3 separate regions of the Homo sapiens genome follow, and regions 1 and 2 are each linked to region 3. Evidence: chromatin loops called from intact Hi-C (ENCODE). Cell type or tissue: GM12878. All regions are shown on one strand. Links, peaks and the distances in the headings refer to the core of each region. The heading gives the core; the rest is flanking DNA.

What was found. Hi-C counts contacts between places; a loop is a spot of excess contacts. Peaks named below come from ENCODE experiments on the same cell type or tissue, not always from the same donor. Only the 100,000 strongest peaks of a DNase experiment are listed, where the experiment ranks them.
Region 1: a loop joins it to region 3, with 11 times the contacts of the local background. A loop is called at or near these places in 1 of 110 quality-filtered maps.
Region 2: a loop joins it to region 3, with 4 times the contacts of the local background. A loop is called at or near these places in 1 of 110 quality-filtered maps.

What each region holds. Positions count from the first base shown.
Region 1 is chr4:152,276,666-152,281,038 of GRCh38, reverse strand. No RefSeq gene overlaps it. Among named protein-coding and RNA genes, the nearest start is that of FBXW7-AS1, 59 kb to the left of the region's middle. In GM12878, for the core only: no CTCF peak of the experiment used is centred there; DNase peaks (open chromatin) are centred at 1,498 and 2,228.
Region 2 is chr4:151,796,441-151,800,813 of GRCh38, reverse strand. LOC127898557 (a long non-coding RNA gene) reads right to left here and starts at 1,455. Exons shown (of 4, transcript NR_183042.1): 1 at 1,197-1,455; 2 at 790-912. It overlaps LOC105377488 (a long non-coding RNA gene), which reads right to left and starts at 1,455. Exons shown (of 4, transcript NR_183038.1): 1 at 1,197-1,455; 2 at 790-912. In GM12878, for the core only: no CTCF peak of the experiment used is centred there; a DNase peak (open chromatin) is centred at 1,913.
Region 3 is chr4:151,885,348-151,889,720 of GRCh38, reverse strand. The region is part of intron 2 of LOC127898557 (a long non-coding RNA gene); the gene reads right to left. LOC102724700 (a long non-coding RNA gene) reads left to right here. Exons shown (of 5, transcript NR_188364.1): 4 at 1,143-1,230; 5 at 1,958-2,775. Among named protein-coding and RNA genes, the nearest start is that of LINC03074, 68 kb to the left of the region's middle. In GM12878, for the core only: no CTCF peak of the experiment used is centred there; DNase peaks (open chromatin) are centred at 1,090, 1,610 and 2,110; H3K27ac peaks cover 1,458 bases.

The DNA of each region.
Region 1 (4,373 bases), core at 709-3,208, 390 kb before region 3:
GAGTGTGAAGTGTGTGGTGAGAAAGATGCAGAGAAGGGACAGCAGGCAGAGGGTGGCTGTCACCATTTTCAATGCCATTCCGGCCCCAGCATGGTTCCTGTAGGGCCTAGATGTGTATCTTGCTGTTGCATGTCATAAATTGCCCTCTGTTCTTTATATTTGAGTTACTGTGACTGAGTTTTTCTTTCTGGCAACCAGGTAAGTTGCAATTAAAATAAAGTGCCCTTTATGACTATATTATATATTATATTACTATGTATTATTGTTATGTCACTATAAACTATATTATTATAGTTCTTTGGGTTTCAGATGTGTATTTTTCTCTACATTTTAATATTTCTGAAAATGGGATGATGCACTTTTTTTTTTTTTGAAGACAGAGTCTCACTCTGTCACCCATGTGTGGTAGCATGATCACAGCTCACTGCAGCCTCCACCTCTTAGGGTCAAGCAATCCTCCTGTCTCAGCCTCCCAAGTAGCTGGGACTACAGGCACAAGTCAGCAATGCTCAGCTAAATTTTTAATTTTTTGTAGAGACAGGTTCTCATTACGTTGCCCACAGTGATCTTGAACTCCTGGCCTCAAGGGATCCTCCTACCTCGGCCTACCAAAGTGCTGGGATTACAGTTTGTGAGCCACCACACCCAGCTGGATGCACTTTTTATCTCACTTGTTACCTTTTATGTTTAGTGTGGTAAATTTTTCCCCCGTCTCTCTCACAACTGTTAGTGAATTCAGGTTCTGTCTTAAGATCAGCTTCCCCCATGGATATGGAAGCTCCCTGAGGGAAGGGTCACAACAGTGCCAGGCACGTAGCAGATGCCCAGTAAATACATAGTAGGATGAATGACCATCAGCCACAGGCATCATGGAATTAGGAAATTATCCACACATGGTGGGGACCACCCCCTCACCATCGCCTATCCCACCTGCTCTGGGCATGGTGATGACGGTGGTGCTGGCCAAGGCAGCCCTGCCTGGCAGTGCATTGCTCCGGGCTCCGTGACTCCAGTGAGAACAAGGCACCAAACCCTTTGGAACTGTGGACACTTGACTCATTTCAGAGTTTATGGTCAAGGGCAGTTGCCTCATATTAGGTGCTGAACACAGGCCAGCCAATGTGCTGAGCTTTTTACAGGCTCCTTCTTCAACATATGTGGATATGAAATAAATCAGATCCAGTAAAAGCTGACACGTCTGAGTGAGGGATGCGGGCTGAGATGGAGACAAGTACCCATGCTAAAGACTGTTCTGGCAGGGGCTGAGCCTAGGGCTGGGGCTGCTCCCCTGGTCCTGTGTGTCCTTCCCCAGCTTGGCTGCAGTTGGAGGCGATGCCCCAGGGGACACTCTCAAGGTCTGGGTGCAGTGGTGAGCATGGGCCTGGGGGGCTGTGTCCTCAGGGAGCTCCCAGCTGTGAAGAAAAGCACCTGTCCTCAGCCTGTGCTCTCAGGCCTGAGAGCTCCAGGTCACCTAACCCTGCAAGTGAACTTCTAGTGACGCCAGATTTGGGCTGGCCTTAGGTGACCTGGGGAGGGGAAGGGGGACTGAACTGTTTTCCCGCCATATGCAGGATAATCAGAAGCCAGTGCAGGGCCCGCCCATACCCTCCGAAGAGACCCACCCTCCTGCCCAGGGCGTATCGGATGTGGGGGAGAAGAGGCCTTCTCAGGCTCACCCCCACGCTGGAGCTAAGGTGGCACTGACAGGGCCAGGGAAGGGCAGTCAGACGGAAGGGAGGAGGCCCTGGGTGGGCAGCACAGAAGAAGCCTCAGGCATCAGCTGCTCTGGCTTTTGCCTGGAAGTGGAGGATGAGTGGAGACACTGGGATTTAGTCATCAGGAGGCCATGGGTGACCGTCAGGAAGGCATTTTTGGGGAGTGGCAAGGGGAGCCCAGATGCGGGGCTGGGAACTTTCCCTGGCAGGAGAAACATTTCCTCAAGAATTGGAAAGAGCTTTGGCCTGAGGAATTCTGGGACAAGCTGGTGTCACCCGAGTGGTGTCACCTGGAGACCCTCCCAAGCCCTGTCATGGGGAGGTTTGCAGCCTGCAGCAGGATTGGGGTGTTGGGGTTTCCCAAGCTGCCCTTAGAGCTGGCCAGGCAGGTTTGCAGAATAATTACAAGGGCCCGATGTGGAGAGTGTTTGCATATGATTTGCACATGAATAGCCTGAGCTTTCTGTTCCCAGGCAATTTTCAAGTTAAATATTAATTGTTGCTGCCCTTAGGGTTTTCATTTCTTGATTCTGCCTTCTCTGTTTCTTCTCACCCACTTGCTGTCAGTGACTCAGATCTCTGCATGGCGGGGGAAGGGAGGGAGATGCCAGGGTGGGAGGCAGGGGCTGGGTGTACAAGGAAGGGAAAGAACGCAGAGGCGGAGCTGGCAGGTGTTGGGGAGATCAGATACCTACTCCATACAAAAGCAATAAGCATGCAAAGCAACAGACCAGCCAGCGCTGCTACAGAAACTTCCCGGAACTCTCCCAGCCCCAGGCAAGGTCCTATCTTTCTTAGTGATGTGGAGAGCTGTGGTCTCTTGGCCCTACCCTAGGCCAGAAGGACAGTGCCATCTACTTCCTGTCAGCCTGCTTTCCAGGCTCACATGGTTCCATCTCCCCTGTCACCAGAGGTCCTGGCCACAGGCAGCATGTAGGTAGGGCAAGGACAAACTGTCCTGGCTAGAGCTGTGCAGTGCAGCAGTTAGCTCACAGGCTCTATGGCCAGCTGTGCCTGGATTTGGATCTTGGCTGTGTGATCTAACTGTGAAGCTTTGGCAACTGACTTACCATCCAAGGGCCTCAGTTTCCTCTTCTGTAAAACAGAGCTACCAGTAGTGCTTGCCTCATGTTGGTGTTGTAGGGTTGAAGCCAGCTAGTGTGTGTGAAGTACTTAGCCTTGGGCCTTCCTGGCATGTAGACTGTGCTCAATGCAACGGAGCTGTAGATAGTCCTAACCCACGAGTGGGCTGCCTGGTCTCAGCTTTGCACAGTGCCAGGCGCCCCTCACCAGCATTTGATCATCCAGCTTCAGCTTGAACATTTCCTGAGGCAAAGGTTCTCTAGCTCTGTTCTCCTGAGGGTTGTTTGTGACACACACATTATAATTATGGTAAAGGGCCTTTGAGAAGGGAACTCAGAGCCTTTCCAGACAGCAACTTCTGTTCTTCACCAACTCTCATTAGGAGGAAGGACTTCCTTGGGCCGCCTCTGAGCTCCACCCTTGCCAATGGACTCAAATCTGTCCTCTGGGGTAGGAAAGCCTGAAACCCCCTCTTCTCTCTGAGAGCTCATCAAAGATTTCAGGATGGCGCTCCTTTCCTGGGTCTCTTCTTCCCAAGCTGTTTAGACCAAACAACTCGCCCTATCCCCAAAACGTGATGGGTTCCTCAGAGTGGTCTTTGCTGAGCCACTGATAGGGAAGAGGATTCCCCCTTGAGGTTCTCTACCTTGGCCCTGGCTGGGTCCAGAGTCCTCCTGAGGGCGTGAATAACAGCTTAATGTTGATGACAGCTACCTCTTGTTGCGTGTGCTGGGCACTGTGCTAAGTGCTGAAATGCAGACTCTCTTTCCATCTTCACACTCTGAGAGGAAGGGTTATGACCATTACCCCCATTTGCTAGCTGTGGGAACTGAGGCTTAGAGGGGCTAAGGAATTTTCCCCAGATAGCTCAACTGTTATGCTGGGAGACAAAGTGTGATCCAGACCACCGGCAGCTGCCTGCTGTGGGGCCACCTCTCTATGAGGATTTCCCCCCCAACCAGGTTGTCTTTTATTTTTCTTCTGTAGGAAGTGAATGGGCTTGACATATGAATCCTAGAATCTGCCTGTCTCGGTATCTGCACTGTGAGCACTATTTGGGTGTGTGCTTAATAATGCAGCCAGTAATGGTCTTTATTTCTTTTGGCTTTCCTTGTCAATATGATGCCTTGAATTTTTCCTGGGTCTCCTGCATCCGTAGGGATGCCCACGCCAATCTCTCTTTTCTACTGCAGTTACCTCACCCCACCACCCGCACCCCAGCCCCACTCCCAGGTGTCTCAGTGCCTCTGAGACAAAAGCACCATTTTCTCCTCACCCACAAGCTCCAAAACACATTTCTCCTCATTCCATATTATCCTCATGCAACCTGCCCACACCTGCTCTCCCTTAGGCCTGCCCTGGGCTGAGTACTTTCAGCAGCCCAGAGGCTGGGTCCCTGACTTCCCAGAGAAATGCAATTTCTGGATGGGCTCTCTGAGTTAGATGGTCTATGAGTTTCCCCATGACAAAGAACCAAGGCCCCACGAGAGATGATAGACAGCCAGTTCTAACGGCCATGACCTTATCCAAATGTATTCAGCAGAAAAGTCCAGAAATCTCTCTGCAAAACTCAGC
Region 2 (4,373 bases), core at 709-3,208, 89 kb after region 3:
GAGAGAGAGAAAGAGAGAGAGAGAGTGAGGTCCAGCCATGCCAGCATTCCCGCTGAGCCTAGGCCACAGCTGTACAGCTAGCTAAATGCCGTCATATGAGTGACCATTGGCAAGGCCAGCAAAAGAACCACCAAGTTGAGCTCAGCTCTAATTGCAGAATCATGAGCAAATAAACTGGTTATTGTTTTAGGTCACTAAGTTTTGGGATGGTTTGTTACACAGAAAATAGATAGCCAAAAAAGAAATACAAGTATGATTCTATAAAACAGAGGTTGCAAGGATTGTATTATATGTCAAAGGTCTGACCCTTTTCCTTGTGGGGATGATAAAAGGTGGTATAGCTAATTTACTCCCAACCTATAACTGTATTAATCATCTTTAATACAGTTTAATATCTATAGTTGGTAAATAGAGAGGCCCCTTAGACTTGAAATCTCTATTCCAAAAGAGAACTCGGTTTCTCAAAAGGGCTCACTAGCCTGGTGGTGGAGTAACTATTGTTATTCAGTCATACAGAATTATGACACATGACTGCCTATATTGCTTAAATAACAGTTGTATGTGCACTCCTCCAAGTATATTCAGATTATGTGTACTGTAGCTGTGTACAGTAAGTTCAGAGGGGAGGCCAGTAAGCAATGCATCCCATTTCCACAAAGGAAGGGTGTCTGGAAGAGGTGGCATTTTAACTGATTCTAAAGAACTGAAGAGATTCACAGAGTCCCAGAATGCAAATAGAAAGCTGTATCACTCCCCCTATATCTATAGGCAAAGGAATATGCTACTTACCTGGTATGACCTAAAGTGTCTCCCAAACAGACTCATTCTCCCAAATATCACTGCCGACACACACCAGCCTTCTGTGCCCTAAATTCTAAGTAGTAACACCTTGGCCTTCAAGCTGAAAGTTGCCTGTTAAGATGCAAATAGATGAGTCAGAAGGGCACACCTTACACCATTAGCTGCATTAACAACTTAACTCAAATGGGCTTATCAAACAGCTGGAGTCCCCTACAGAGGCCCCAAGAAAATGAGATCAGAGTATGTGGTATTACTACTCAGTGTCCAAAGTCAAGGTAGAGTGGCAAAGAAGTTTCCTGGATGACCGTGGAGAGGACAGCTCTGGTGCAAAAGATACAACATAGAGTGTTTTAGAGGACCCTGAAGAGAGTTTTCAGTGTGGTTCGGGCAATTACCTGGACTTGTTGGACTGAAACTTTGATCCCATTCCCTGCTGATAACCACACTAGTTTGTAGCTTCCATTTTCTGCCAACAACAGAACTTCCAGCAAACAAATTATTCTAGGTGGACACACCTTTTTCTTCTTCCTCCCACAGGTATATACAGGTAAGTATCTGAGACAGGCCCTGCAAAGATCAGGTCACATCTGTTAACAAGGCACTGGTTATATCAATGGCAACTCTGAGACGATTTCTCTGTGCTGAAGTAAGGCACTAAATATAATAGCCTCTTAACTGGCACATTGTTATCAGTATTATTATGGCTTTCTCTTCATGCCTGTCACTGGATTATGGTAATTTTTTTTAGTCATAGGTTTTGATCGGAGTTGAAGTCTCTGAGTTACTGACAGCTCGGGAGAGCTGTAAATGCTCTAAGATTGACTTCCCACTGTCACAAAATCATAACACAAGCAAAAAGTAGAGGTTCTCTCAAGCCTCCTCATGCCAATTAGAAACAAAGCAACTTTCTAAACAGCAGGCTTCTTTTCCAGCAGGCTTCATACCAAAGGAGAGGGAGGCAGAAGGCACCTACCTCTCTCCTCATCCTTCCTCCGAGGTTCAGTGCAAGAAACAATGACCCTGGCAAAGACGATAAGAGAAGCAGATACTGCAATTTAGCTAATGGTGTCTACAGGAAGCTAGAAATCATTCCTTTGACATGCTGTGATACTGAAACAGCATCAGGTCTTGGTGAGTTCTCCTGACCTTGCAGCAGCTGCTCACAGACATTGACTATGGTCACTTATTTGAATAACCACAATAGAGCTGGGAAAATGAGTCATGTTATCTATCCCCTTTGGAGGTTATGAAACCTCCAAAGTGGTACCTCTGGCCTTGTCTTCTTGTCACCATGGAAGTTCCTTCCTGACCAAATGCGACCCCCAGCTGGGAGGCATCTAGGATTAGGCCAAGTGTTAGAGATTACTAAATCTCTTTTCTGTCACTATGGAGAAGTTGTATGAGACCACAGTACCAATCTTAGATAAACTCCAGCTATTTTTTCATTTTGCCTTCAGGGTCCTTCTACTTCTTCCATTTGCAACCCTTTCCCCCTTTCTAGTACCATCATCCTTAGGCCTCCCATGACCAGAATAGACCATTCTGGCATCTAACTTAAGTTAGTCCTTTACATCCATCCAAATCCTTATTTGCCTGAGGTCCTGTTCTCAATTTAACAGGATTGAAAACTCAAGTAATTATCACAGAATGAGATGACCTGAATATATCAGCCAGGATAGGCTAGGTTATGCTGCAGTGATAAACAACCCTAAAATATCAGTGGCAAAAATGAGGGTTTCTCATTCATATTGCATATCCACCACAGGTTGTCAAAAGAATCTGCTCCCCAGAGTAACTCAGTAACCCAGGCCACCATCAGTGATCCAGATCACCATCTTAGAAGTCACCACCAACATCCCCAAGAGAGGAAAGGAACTAGATTCTTATTCTGGCAATTAAATGCACTGGCTGAGAAATTGTATTACTTCCACTCACAAGTCATTGGCCAGAATTCATCACATGACTTCATCCAACCAAAAAGGGGCCAAGAAGTACAATCCTCTTTTGTGCATCAGAAGGCACACAGCCAGAAATATTTGATAGGTTGCATAAATGATGAACATGACAATTATTTTGCACTAAGGAAAAAATGAAGATTTGCAGGGTAAAGAGTTACCCCTCCTAGTGCTGTTTGCTATTACAGTAAAGCTTACTGTGTTCAGTTCTCTTGTACTAGGCAGGATTGACCAGACAATGGAAAAAAAGAAAAACCTCTCCCCAGTTCAGACCCTATGCTTGCTTTATTTGCTCACAGTTCTCAAAGTGGTTTGCCAGAGTGAATCCAAAATTATATAAATATGTGCTGAAGATGAAAATAATAAGGATGAGAATATGTGCTAATCAACTTAAATTTGGTGGGGAGGAGGGAGGTACAGTGGAAGGAGAGTGAATTGGAAGCCTAGACAGAAAACTGAAAGGGATTTTGTACTTATCTGAGATGATAAAAACAAAGATGGATAAGGATAATTTTTGCTACTAGCTGCTAGCTTTCTGGAAGCATGAAAAAAAAAAAAAACCAGGATGAAGATTGCATCAGTCTAAACACGAAGCAGTTCAGGCTTGGGCAGAGTTTGAAGGAAAGAGACATCTAAGATGATGGTGGAGGAATAATGAATGCAAAGAGGTGATGGTGTATGGAAGAATGGAAATGTTTGTTGTTCTTGTATCCAGGAGAACTGCTGAGCTTTAGTGGGAACGCCCTGCAGTGGCAGCACAAAGTTCAGTTTCAGAAAACAGAATTGGCAGCAGAATCATGTTCTCGTGCCCTGGCAAATGCTATATATGTGCCCAGGGCAAAAACAAGCAAAGGAAGATGCAAACCCCAAATATGACCAATATTTGAGCACCTATCATCAAGGCCAAAGCAGGTGGGAGGAGAAATCTCAAAGATCTTTGTGTACCTTGTAGCAATTCCAGGGAAATGAGACTGTGAAGTGATCCCACATCCAATATGTCAGCAAATTCTGTTGGCTTTACCTTCAGCATATAACCAAAAGTAGAATCCACCTTAACGCCTCCACCTGCCACCTTCTTCCAAGCCACTCTAATCTATTGCCTAGATTTGTACAGTAGCATAACTACTCTCCTATTTAAACCCTTGCCTCCCCATTATGCGTTTTCTATGAAGCAGCCAAATGATCCTCTCGAAATGTAATTTCTCGGCTTGAAACTCTCTGATGGCTTCCCATTCTTGTCAGAGGATCCCAAAGCCTTCCCTTGACCTAGAAAGCCAATCTAAGATCCAGTCCCCCAAATATTCTGGGACCTCATGCCCCATCACTCCCTTTCCGCCCACTTGACTTTGGCCACATTAGCCTTGCTGCCCCCTCCGCCAAGCCTTCTGTCTCAGGGTTTTTGCATAGGCTGCCCTCTGTGCCTGGGGGCTCTTCCCCCAGAGACCTGCATCAGGACTGTTCCCATGCTTCCTTGGGGTCTCTGCCCAAATACCGTTTGATCAGTGAAATCTTTCTTAACCATTCTATTTAAAAGAACACACTCCCACCCCCGCCCTGAAGGCCCTCCTAAACTATCTTTCCTTAGCTGGTTTTGTGTGAAATGGGTTGTCACATGTA
Region 3 (4,373 bases), core at 1,050-3,549:
CATACAGAATTAGTCCACAGGCTATGGTTTGCCAACCTCTGCTCTACAGGCTCACACTCTTATTGGGAACACAAAATAGAGATACAAAAAATGTCTAAAGCCAAATGATCTTGCCCGGAGTCTTGGAAGATTAGTCTAGTAACAAGGCCTGGGTCAGGTTGTGGAGAGCTTTGTACGTCAAACTCAGTGTTTGGAAGTCAGCTGGTAAGCAGTGAGGCACCATTGATGGCTTTCAGCAAAGGACTGTTTTTTGGAAGATCAATTTTGCAACAAGATGCAGAATGGATGAAAGCATAGAGAGCCTGGAGGCAGGGAAACTTGTAAGAACTCTGAAGTGGTACTCAAAGCATCAAGTGAGAACTCAGATTCTGCAGGTAGTCGGGGAATGGAATGGGAAGTACAGGGTGAGAGATATGTCATAGTTTGATGACCGGATATGAGGTCTGAAGGAAGGAAGGAAACAAAGATTCTTTGGGTGGCTAAATGGTGGTGCTGAATGAACAGATACAAACATTTGGGAAAGGAACATTGTATGAAGGGACAATTCATTTATCTCAATGTATGTTACTTTAGAATTGATAGTGGTACACCCACATGAAACTGTTCATCTAAAATACTAGGAGAGCTCATCAGTGTGGCCAGTACTGCAAACTAGAATTGTGGGCCATGCATGAAAAATCAATAGCAACAAAAGTAAGAAGGTTAGTAACAATGGACACTCATGGACAGCCGTTATCCTGCCAGGTATCGATTTAGACATATTACAATGGATTATCTCCTTTAGTCACCCCTACAGTACTCTGAGGCATATATTATTATCCTTATCTTACAGATATGGAGATTGAGCCTTAGAGAGGTAAAGTGATTTGCCCAAAGTCACACAGTTAATAAGGTGTCACACCACAACTAGAAGTCATGTGTGTCTGCCTTGGAAGGCTGAGCTCACAACATCAAACCTCAGCCTCTTGGTTCAGGGGATTTCCTTCCTGCGTGCAGTTTTCTTTCCTCTCCACTAGCCTGTTGAACTCAGAGCCTGTGTTCACTCTTGGTTTCCCAATGCATATGGAAAAATACCCTCTTTCTTCACTAAATTAACCAAAACCCCCCATGGTGCTACTCACACACCTACTCATCCTTTGCAGGTCTGACTTCTCTCCTGGAGGCTCCCTCACTCTCTTCTGCCAGAAATGAGACCCGGGGAAAAACAGCGGTATCATCTATATCCCTGCTGTACGTGAGGTCACTGAATTCCCCTGATCAGTCCCTCTCTCACAGCTTAGCATCTAGACTTCACGGTCATGGCCTCTTCCCCTCACCTTGTCTGGCAGCAGGGCCGGTTCACACCTTGCATGTGTTCCTTCATGTTTTAGCTCCCAGAGGTAGATGGCAAAATAACCACAACCCTTCTTCTTCCTGCAACCATGCCCTTGAAACATGACCCTGAAGCCCCTTTCATCAAGAGGTAGAGTCTGTTTCCCTTCACTTTGGGTCCAGGCTCGCCTTGTGACCTGCTTTGACCATTAAAATATGATGGAGTCATATTTTGCCCATTCCAAGCCTAGGCTTTAAGATTTCTTACACACATTCACTCTCTTTCGAGACCCCTATGTCTGCCTGGGCTAGCCTGCTGTGGGAAAAGAAGCTATTCGGAGCAGAGAGGCATAGCTCATTGTCCCAGCCAAAGCCTGAGACATGAGAGAGCCCAGCCAAGATGAACACAACCACCCATCCACCCAACACACCAACACCACTGACTGTGGGTGCCTGACAGAGCAAGCTGTGCCCAGACTAAATTGATGACTTACAGAATCTTGAGCTAAACAAATGGTTGTTCATCTTTTTTAAACTACTAAGTTTAGAGATTTCATAGCGGTATCTAATACACTACCCTTTTCTCACTAAGATATCAACAATATCTACATTTGAGTAGCAATCAGCTAACTGCATTTTATTCTAGAACTTCCTGTACTGCACATATTGGAGGACTCAGTCACCGACTTGCCTGTGGTTGCTATGAGTCGCCTACAGAACTGAAAATGGGAAGCAGAACTAGGCTGGTTGTACTCCTAACCACAAGGACACTCTCCTCCTCAAATGAAAAGGCTCTAATTAAAAGGCAGGAAAGATCAGGTATCTCTGGAGTTCACTTTTAAAATTGTCAAAAAAAACCTCAAAGTCGCTTTGCTTCTGACTATCCATACATTGGAAGACTAATTAACTATGACAAGCTGACCAGTGGAGACCATTTTCATAAGGATGACACGATGATGGATGGGTGCATGCTGTTACAATGTCATTGCTAAAAAAGACGTGATGAGTCCAAGTTCCAATTACTAAGATTCATATACAATACAGAGGTCTTTTTCAAGCCACAGAACCCCATTGCAACAGGCTGACGTGTCGTCTTTTCTGTATTTAAGAGACACATTCATGGGCCGGTGACATACTGAGCTATGCATGCTAGGCCTTCTCTGCATCTGGCAGCTGGAACGAGACACAACTAAGTCTTGTTGCTTCAGGGCTTTGGGTACCAAATGAGGCATTAGCACAATAGAAACACCCAACCCAGAGCAATGTTTTCCCATCTTCAGACTTGGAGGCCAAGAGGCAATAGCAAGGACATTATGTAGATATTTATACAACCATTTAAAACATAACCACTCAAAAATGTCAAAACCATTCTTAGCTTACTGGCTGTAAAAAGTAGGCAGCTGGCTGGATTGGGCCCACGGGCTATAGTTTGCCAACCCTTGCCTTAAATAAACAAACTTGTTAGATTTCTCACTAGTGTTATATTTCTGCAGCTAAAGTTCTCTTAGTTACAGAAAATTTCTCTTAGGTACAGAAAATCTGGTCACAAGAAGTTTGAAAAATAAATTAACATAAAATTATATACAGTCACATATTACTAAGATATGTAACGTATTATATTAGTATATGTTATTATAATATACAATTTTATATTATAATAACATATGATATATATTAATATATTACTTGTATTAAATTAATATATGGATATAATAATATATTAATATATAAATATGCTAATATATTTTATATCAATATAAAATATACTATAGTAATCAATTATATACAGTAATATATTAATTATTATTTGTTTCAGCTAAAGTCACAAACTGTTTTCTTTCCTTCACACAAAAGCTAAAGCTCCCTTATATGGTTCCGGATGTTTCCACTAACTCACGGCTTACCTAAATCTCTCAGTTTTGTAAAACAAAAAATACTCCCTTGTTTTACAAAACGGGGAGATTTGTCTAAAAAAAGCAGCAAACAAACACTGATTTCATTATTGGAGGTGGATGGAAGGAAGAATTTTGCAGTCTCCTATTTTTGTCATCTGTTGATCTAAATGTCTTTTCTGTAAGAAAGTTGAATACTCTGTGACACTAACATTTCGAATTTAAAATTTTTACTTGGGAATACATTCACATGATTCAAGAATCAAATCCATATAAAGAAATATCTTCTAAGAAATCCTGCTTTTCCTCCATTGCCATCCACCCTGTAGATAATCCGGTATGTGTTTCCAGGGCAGTTCCTGTTTGCCCCCTTTTATTTTCCAAAGGTAGCCTATTGTGCATGCTGTGTTGTACTTCCCTCTTTTTTCGTTTAACTTAGGATCTGTCCTGGAAATCTTTCCATATCAGTACATAGAGATGTGGGGATGGATCTAAGAGAATTGAAATTAAGCAGATTTATGTTATAAGCAGTTTATTGAGATATTTTAACTCTATAGGGGTACAGAATTGAAATAATGTTGTTTTCTAAACTGTCTCTAATTCTGCTGAATCCAATCCCTTTTTTGCACTGGGTAGTGGCTCCCTCAACATTTCAACCTGACTCCAAAACTTGACAATTACTTCTGTTTATTAAAACAGTCATTTTCAGTTTTTAAGAGTGGTTTAAACACTTATTCCACACACTGTCCCACGGGCCGGATTTAAGTCTCTTGAGGCTTGGCATGGAGCAGTCGTTGGGTGGCAGGGGTGGGGTGTCTGTACTCACACTCTCCCCCTTTCCCTTCAGTGTTGGGGTAAGAACGGGGACAGGGAGGGAGGACTTTCTCCTTCTGTTGTTGCTATGGAGAAGCTGAGGCCCTCCTTTGGGGCCAGTCACTAGCTGCTCATCTGGCTCACTGCCTGTGGGCTTCACAGAGACAGGTGGTGGTGGCTCTATCTCTTATAGGCAGTGGTGGTATGTATGATTAAGGATAAAATGATGTTATAAGTAGCAGAAAATCCAAACAATCATGGCTTAAGTAAGAAAGAGGTAATGAGAAGTCTGGGGCTATTACGATGGCTTCACAATGTTGTCATTGACTTAAGCTCGTTCTGGCTTGTTGCTCTGTC